Regions from separate parts of the Homo sapiens genome. Here all the other regions are linked to region 3. A link is a loop called in an ENCODE intact Hi-C map of the cell type or tissue named here. Cell type or tissue: chondrocyte. All regions are shown on one strand.

Region 1 (2,500 bases), 730 kb before region 3:
AGTAGGGATGGGGTTTCACCACGTTGGCCAGGCTGGTCTCGAACTCCCGACCTCAGATGATCCACCCGCCTCAACCTCCCAAAGTGCTGGGATGACAGGCGTGAGCCGCCGTGCCCGGCCTTTATTTTATTTATTTTTTTTCTTAGACAGAGTTTCACTCTTGTTGCCCAGGCTGGAGTGCAGTGGTGCGATCTCCACTCACTGTAACCTCTACCTCTCGGGTTCAAGCAATTCTCCTGCCTCAGCCTTCCGAGTAGCTGCGATTACAGGCAGCTGCCACCACACCCAGCTAATTTTTGTATTTTTAGTAGAGTCAGGGTTTCACCGTATTGGCCAGGCTGGTCTCAAACTCCTGACCTCAGGTGATCTGCCTGCCTCGGCCTCCCAAAGTGCTCAGGCATGAGCCACCTCACCTGGCCCTGTTTTTTTGTTTTGTTTTGTTTTGTTTTGTTTTGTTTTTGAGACAGAGTGGCACTCTTGTTGCCCAGGCTGGAGTGCAGCGGTGCGATCTGTGCTCACAGCAACGTCTACCTCCTGGATTCAAGCAATTCTCCTGCCTCAGCCTCCTGAGTAGCTGGGATTGCAGGCAGCTGCCACCACGCCAGGCTAATTTTTTTTTGTATTTTTAGTAGAGACGGGGTTTCATCATGTTGGCCAGGCTGGTCTCGATCTCTTGACGTCATGATCTACCCACCTCGGCCTCCCAAAGTGCTGCGATTACAGGCGTGAGCCACCGCGCCCGGCTAATTTTTGTATTTTTAGTAGAGATGGGGTTTCACCATGTTGGTCAGGCTGGTCTCGAACTCGTGACCTCATGATCCACCCACCTCGGCCCCCCAAAGTGCTGGGATGACAGGCGTGAGCCACCGCACCTGGCCACCAGGGAGTCTATGCTTGTCTGTAAAACTGGTCTGCGACCTCTCAGAAAAGCCTTCAGTTTTACTGGTAACTTGTTTTGTTTCACAAACCGGGTAGACGGTGAAGGCGTTGCTCCTCAAATCGCCACTTGGTGGCAGCCAATACCTACAACTTCCAGTGTTGCTTTTGATTTTTCTCTCTTTTTGAGATGGAGTTTTGCTCTTGTCACCCAGGCTGGAGTGCAGTGGTGCGATCTCAGCTGACTGCAACCTCCGCCTCCCGGGTTCGAGTGATTCTCCTGCCTCAGTCTCCCGAGTAGTTGGGATTACAGGCGCACGCCACCACGCCTGACTAATTTTTGTATTTTTAGTAGAGACAGGGTTTCACCATGTTGGTCAGGATGGTGTCAAACTCCTGACCTCAGGTGATCCGCCTGCCTCAGCCTCCCAAAGTGCTGGGATGACAGGCGTGATCCACCACGCCTGGCTAATGTTTGTATTTTTAGTAGAGACCGGGTTTCACCATGTTGACCAGGCTGGTCTCGAACTCCTGACCTCAGGTGATCCACCCACCTGGGCCTCCCAAAGTGCTGGGATGACAGGCATGAGCCATCGCACCAGGCCGAGCGTTGCCTTTTGGTAATACAAGTGTGAAAACTCAGAACCGCAGAGCTTCTCTAGCTGCCCTGACAGGAACACACCTCCATGGCCCCAGTCTCAATGGTGTAGGGACTGTTGGAAGAGCTTAGTGATAAGGAAATGATTCCAAATGAAGTTCCATCTTCTTAAAACTGCAATTCCGATTCTGATGTGACTTTTTTTTTTTTTTTTTTTGAGATGGAGTCTTGCTCTGTCACCCAGGCTGGAGTGCAGTGGTGTGATCTCGGCTCACTGCAACCTCCGACTCCCGCGTTCGAGCGATTCTCCTGCCTCAGCCTCCCAAGTAGCTGGCATGACAGGTGCCCGCCACCACACCCGGCTAATTTTTTTAAAAATTATTATTATCTTTCAGACGGAGTCTCACTCTGTAGCCAGGCTGGAGTGCAGTGGCGCCATCCTGGCTCGCTGCAACCTCCGCCTCCTGGGCTCAAGTGATTCTCCTACCTCAGCCTCCTGAGTAGCTGGGATTACTGGCGCCCACGACCACAGCTGGCTGACTTTTGTATTTTTAGTAGAGACCAGGTTTCACCATGTTGGCCAGGCTGGTCTCGAACTGCTGACCTCAGGTGATCCGCCTGCCTCGGCCTCTCAAAGTGCTGGGATGACAGGCGTGAACCACCGCGCCCGGCCCAATTAAGAGAGGTTTAATTTTGTACGTGGGTCCTATCGGCCACAGGCATGGATGCTGCATAGTTGTTTGGTTTCGGAGATTGAAATGGGCATCCTTTTACTGGGGCAAGAGGAGTGTTTCGGAGGTAAGAACCTTCACTGAGGGTTTGTCCTGCACACTGTCTGACCCTTAGGACTTTTTTTCAGGCCGGTTGCGGTGGCTCATGCCTGTCATCCCAGCACTTTGGGAGGCCGAGGCGGGAGGATCACGAGGTGAGGAGATCGAGACCAGCCTGGCCAACATGGTGAAACCCCGTCTCTACTAAAAATACAAAAAAAAAATGGGCTGGACGTGGAGGCTCACATCTGTCATC
Region 2 (2,500 bases), 690 kb before region 3:
TCCATTGCTTTGTTGATGAGAATTGGGAAGATGGGGTGAGGAGTTTGGTGTCTTGGGAACGTGGGGGATATGGACCACGCTTGAGCGATCTCTGAGCAACATGTTCTCCCTGCAGGCAGACCTTCCTTCTTCTGGGGTCCTTTATCCCAAGCCCTTTATAGACCTGCAACCAACTTGCCCGACACTTCACCTGTTTTATTCGCAGCAGGTCCTGAATGCAGCTGGAATTTCAGCATGACTCAGCTCCGAACGGAACTCGACTGAATTCTTTAAAATCCTGTTTTCCAAAGTCTGTAAGATACGGAGACTCTCGCTGGGCGCACTGGCTGGCACCTGTCATCCCAGCACTTTGGGAGGCCGAGGCGGGCAGATCACCTGCGGTCAGGAGTTTGAGACCAGCCTGGCCAACATGGTGAAACCCCGTCCCTGCTAAAAATACAAAAATTAGCCGGATGTGGTGGCACACACCTGTCATCCCAGGACTTTGGGAGGCCGAGGCGGGCGGATCACTTGAGTTCAGGAGTTTGAGACCAGCCTGGCCAACATGGTAAAACCCCGTCTCTGCTAAAAATACAAAAATTAGTCAGGTGTGGTTGCTGGAGCCTGTAATCCCAGCTACTCAGAAGGCTGAGGCAGGAGAATTGCTTGAATCCGGGAGGCAGAGGTTGCAGTGAGTCGAGACCACACCACTGCACTCCGGCCTGGGCAACAGAGTGAGACTCTGTCCCGCCAACAAAAATAAAAGCAAAAACCTGGAAATGAGTCAAATGAATTTTTTAAACAGCTAAATAAAATCTAGAAGCCTTCCCTGGATGACTCCGTAGCAGTTAAAATAAGTGGGGGTACATTTGTATTAACTGACCCAGGAATATTTTTAAGACATAATGTTGAGTAAGAAAAGCAGGTTGGCTGGCCACCGTGGCTCATGCCTGTAATCTCAACACTTCGGGAGGCTGAGGTAGGTAGATCATGAGGCCAGGAGTTCGAGACCAGCCTGACCAAAATGGTGAAACCCCGTCTCTGCTAAAAATACAAAAATGAGTCAGGTGTGGTGGCAGGTGCCTGTAATCCCAGCTATTCAGAAAGCTGAGGCAGGAGAGTTGCTTGAACCTGGGAGATGGAGGTTGCTGTGAGCTGAGATTGCACCACTGTCCTCCAGCCTGGGCAACAGAGCGAGACTCCGTCTCAAAAAAAAAAAAAAAAAAGATACAGAGATTCTGAAAGCAAGAAAGAGAAGCTATAGATTTTTCCAGTAGAGGGCATCCCTGGAACACAGATCCAGTTTCTGGCTGTCCAGAGCATGCTACTGCCGAGGCCGGCAGTTCCTGCAAGTCCAAATGCTCCCACTGTCTCTCAGTGAGGCTTTGAGACCTAGAGGACCACACTTCTTATACTGAAATTAAAAGAATAAGACTCTTCTCCCATATGCAAGGATCAAACGCCACCAGCTCATGAATTTCCTGCAGTTCTGAGAGGACATGTACAGAAACTGTAAAATGTCAAAACACACCAAAACCCGGTCAATGTCCCTGGTATAAGAGTGTAGATAAGAGAGACACTTTGAGGCTGAGGTGGGTGGATCACCTGAGGTCAGGAGTTCGAGACCAGCCTGGCCAACATGGTGAAACCCCGTCTCTACTAAAAATACAATAATTAGCTGGGTGTGGTGGTGGGCACCTGTAGTCCCAGCTACTCGGGAGGCTGAGGCAGGAGAATCGCTTGAACCTGGGATGTGGAGGTTGTAGTGAGCCGAGATCGCACCACTGCACGCCAGCCTGGGTGACAGAGTGAGACTCTGTGTGAAAAAAAAAAAATGAATTTATTGTTTCGAAACTTAATGTAGGTGGTCATATTATAACTCTTATTATGAACAAAACTTTTGCATCTCCAAAAGCAGCCCTATTGATTTATAATTTTTATCTTTCTTGTTCCTTTTCCTTGAAGGTAAAGACAAATCATTTCCATGTACCTCTCTCTCCTTCATCTTTCAACACCTCTTCTTACTGATCACCCAGCCCTCATCTTCCGAAGAAAACTATCTGCCAAGAAGTCTCTGTGGATAAATTTACCCTACGGGAAGAAATAAACAAAACAGTATTTATTTATTTTTTTAAACCAGGTTAGGAAAACGTCTTAGCATTCAGGAAATAAGGGGTGATAAGAGAATCAGGACCAAAGAAGAAAAAAAAAGAAAGGAAGGAAGGAAAGAAGGAAGGAAGGAAGAAGAAAGAAAGAAAAAAGAAAGAGAAAGAAGGAAAGAAGAAAAAGAGAAGAAAAAGAGAAAGACAAAAGAAAGATGAAAGGAAAAAGAAACAAAGAAGAAAGAAGAGAGAAAAGAAAGAAAAAAAACAAAGAAAAAAGAAAGAGAAAAGAAAGAATAAAGAAGAAAGAAAGGAAAGAAAGAAAAGAAAGGAAGGAAAGTCCCAGAGCCCACATGGGAACAATGCTGAGGGAAGTAATAAAAGCTAAGTTATAAAGCAGGAGGACTTTTATCAAGGCC
Region 3 (2,500 bases):
TCCCTGCCTCACAGATGGGGAAACTGGGGTGCAAAGATGGTGAGACACGCCCCCCTCAACGAGGCCACAGAGCTGGCAGGAGGCTCAGCCAGGACACGGTGCAGATGCCAGGCTGTCCAGGAAGAAAGGAAGGAAGAGAGGCAGGGAGGGAGGAAAGGAAGGAGGGAGGAAAGGAGGGACGGAGGAAAGGAAGGAGGGAGGAAAGGAAGGGAGGGAGGAAACAGGCTGCAGTGAGCCGAGATCACACCCAGACTCCAGCCTGGGTGACAGACCCTGATTGGAAACTGTCCAAACGCTGAGCCGTCTAGACGTCGAGCCGAGGCCACTCAGGTCAGCAGCAGCACATGCTGTGTGCCCACGAAGACGATTATTCTAAGGGAGAATCTCAGGGAGGATGTTTGTGGACTTTTGTAGCCACTTAAACAATTTCTACAAAAGAAATAATAAAATAAAATAGGCCCGGTGCGGTGGCTCACACCCGTCATCCCGGCACGTTGGGAGGCTGAGGTGCTGGACGGCTTGATCCCAGGAGTTCAAGACCAGCCCAGGCAACATGGAGAAACCCCGTCTCTACAAAAAATACAAAAAAATACAAAAAAATGAGTTGGGCGTGGTGGCAGGTGCCTCTGGTCCCGGCTACTCGGGAGGCTGAGGCGGGAGGATCACTTGAGGCCACAGTAGCCGGAGGCTGCTCTGAGCCGAGATCATTCCCGCCGTGCTCCAGCCCCCGGATGACAGAATGAGACCCTGTCTAGAAAAGCAAACCACAAAAAAAATAAACTTTTTGAGGAAAACCCCAACAGACCTCCAGAGCCCGTGTGAGGAGGGGTGTCTGCAGGCAAAGCCGGGAATGGGAGTCTTTTGCCCAAGAGGCCCTGGCGGCCGCCTGCTGCGTCTACAGACACGGAAATGTGTCCTTGGCCTTTTCTGCACAGCTTGGGACCCGGGTCCGAGAAGCGGCTTCCTCCCTCGGAATCTTGCAAGTGTGGGAGGGAACGGGGCGGCTGAGGAGATGACGGTGCAAAGTGAAACGCGGCTGATTTTCCTCTCCTGGGCTAGACCATTGCTCACTCCCGACAGCTTCTGTTCTGTGACGGGAGCGTCAGAAACACAGTCGAGCAAAGGTTTCACGACGTCAGTTCCGAAGTAGCCGGTTACGGGGCCTGAACGGCACGGGGTTGGCAGCCGGGGGAGGGATGGGGCTTGAACCCGGTTTGGGATGAATGTAAAGACCTGAGCCCCGGCCCACGAGGCGGGAAGGCGGTCCCGGGGTTCGCAGCCCGGGGACCCACAAGGCTGAAGGCAGTGACGTGTTTCAAAACTCAGCAAAGGGTCCGACAACGGTCCACCGTTTCCGTAGCTGGCACTGCCATCCTGTGGCCGAAGAGAAAATATGTCATGGAAAACGCGGGGCCGGGGCGGCCGTCCTGTCTCTGGGGCGTCCGTGCTGTCTCTGGGGTGTCCGTCCTGTCTCTGGGGCGTCCGTCCTGTCTCTGGGGCGCCCGTCCTGTCTCTGGGGCGTCCGTCCTGTCTCTGGGGCGTCCGTGCTGTCTCTGGGGCGTCCGTCCTGTCTCTGGGGCGTCCGTGCTGTCTCTGGGGCCTCCATCCTGTCTCTGGGGCGTCCGTCCTGTCTCTGGGGCGTCCGTGCTGTCTCTGGGGTGTCCGTCCTGTCTCTGGGGCGTCCGTCCTGTCTCTGGGGCGTCCGTGCTGTCTCTGGGGCCTCCGTCCTGTCTCTGGGGCATCCGTGCTGTCTCTGGGGTCTCCGTCCTGTCTCTGGGGCGTCCGTCCTGTCTCTGGGGTCTCTGTGCTGTCTCTGGGGGCGTCCGTCCTGTCTCTGGGGCATCAGTCCTGTCTCTGGGGCGTCCGTCCTGTCTCTGGGGTCTCCGTGCTGTCTCTGGGGGCGTCCGTCCTGTCTCTGGGGCATCAGTCCTGTCTCTGGGGTGTCCGTCCTGTCTCTGGGGGTGTCCGTGCTGTCTCTGGGGTCTCCGTGCTGTCTCTGGGGCGTCCGTCCTGTCTCTGGGGCGTCCGTCCTGTCTCTGGGGTGTCCGTCCTGTCACCCGTGTGCCTTTCATGTCACTGGAGTGGCCGTCCTGATTCCAGATTCTGATCCCGGCACAGGGAGCATAACCTTGAGCCTGTCTGGGAGGGAAGGAGCCCAGCCCTGCCATAGTTGTACATTGCTTGCATGTGAGTCACGACTGTGGAAACTCCGAGATGGACCAGACAGTCTGTGTTTAGGGAACCATTGCTTTTCATGAGGGACGTGTGCGATCAATATTTTTAAGAGATATTCACTGAAGTACTATCAGCATGAAAATCATTTTCTAATGGGTTAAATATACATCTAGATCATATATATCTCTATATGCACAAATACCTCCACACCTGTATAAATGCATATATACATACAAGGGATGTGTCTGTGTGTCTGTGTGTGTGTGTGGAGTTAGAGCTAGAAAAGAGATATTCACTGAAATATTAGCAATGGAAATCATGTTCT

What was found. Peaks named below come from ENCODE experiments on the same cell type or tissue, not always from the same donor. Only the 100,000 strongest peaks of a DNase experiment are listed, where the experiment ranks them.
Region 1: a loop joins it to region 3, with 7 times the contacts of the local background. A loop is called at or near these places in 5 of 110 quality-filtered maps.
Region 2: it touches region 3 in a loop (11-fold over the local background); 3 of 110 quality-filtered maps call a loop at or near these places.

What each region holds. Positions count from the first base shown.
Region 1 is chrX:1,156,224-1,158,723 of GRCh38, reverse strand. No RefSeq gene overlaps it. Among named protein-coding and RNA genes, the nearest start is that of CRLF2, 55 kb to the left of the region's middle. In chondrocyte, a CTCF peak has its summit at 1,000 (motif pointing right); no DNase peak of the experiment used is centred here.
Region 2 is chrX:1,119,220-1,121,719 of GRCh38, reverse strand. No RefSeq gene overlaps it. Among named protein-coding and RNA genes, the nearest start is that of CRLF2, 92 kb to the left of the region's middle. In chondrocyte, CTCF peaks have their summits at 1,071 and 1,272 (motif pointing right); no DNase peak of the experiment used is centred here.
Region 3 is chrX:426,742-429,241 of GRCh38, reverse strand. No RefSeq gene overlaps it. Among named protein-coding and RNA genes, the nearest start is that of PPP2R3B, 41 kb to the right of the region's middle. RefSeq lists a silencer at 241-412. In chondrocyte, CTCF peaks have their summits at 1,159 and 1,366 (motif pointing left); DNase peaks (open chromatin) are centred at 931 and 1,261.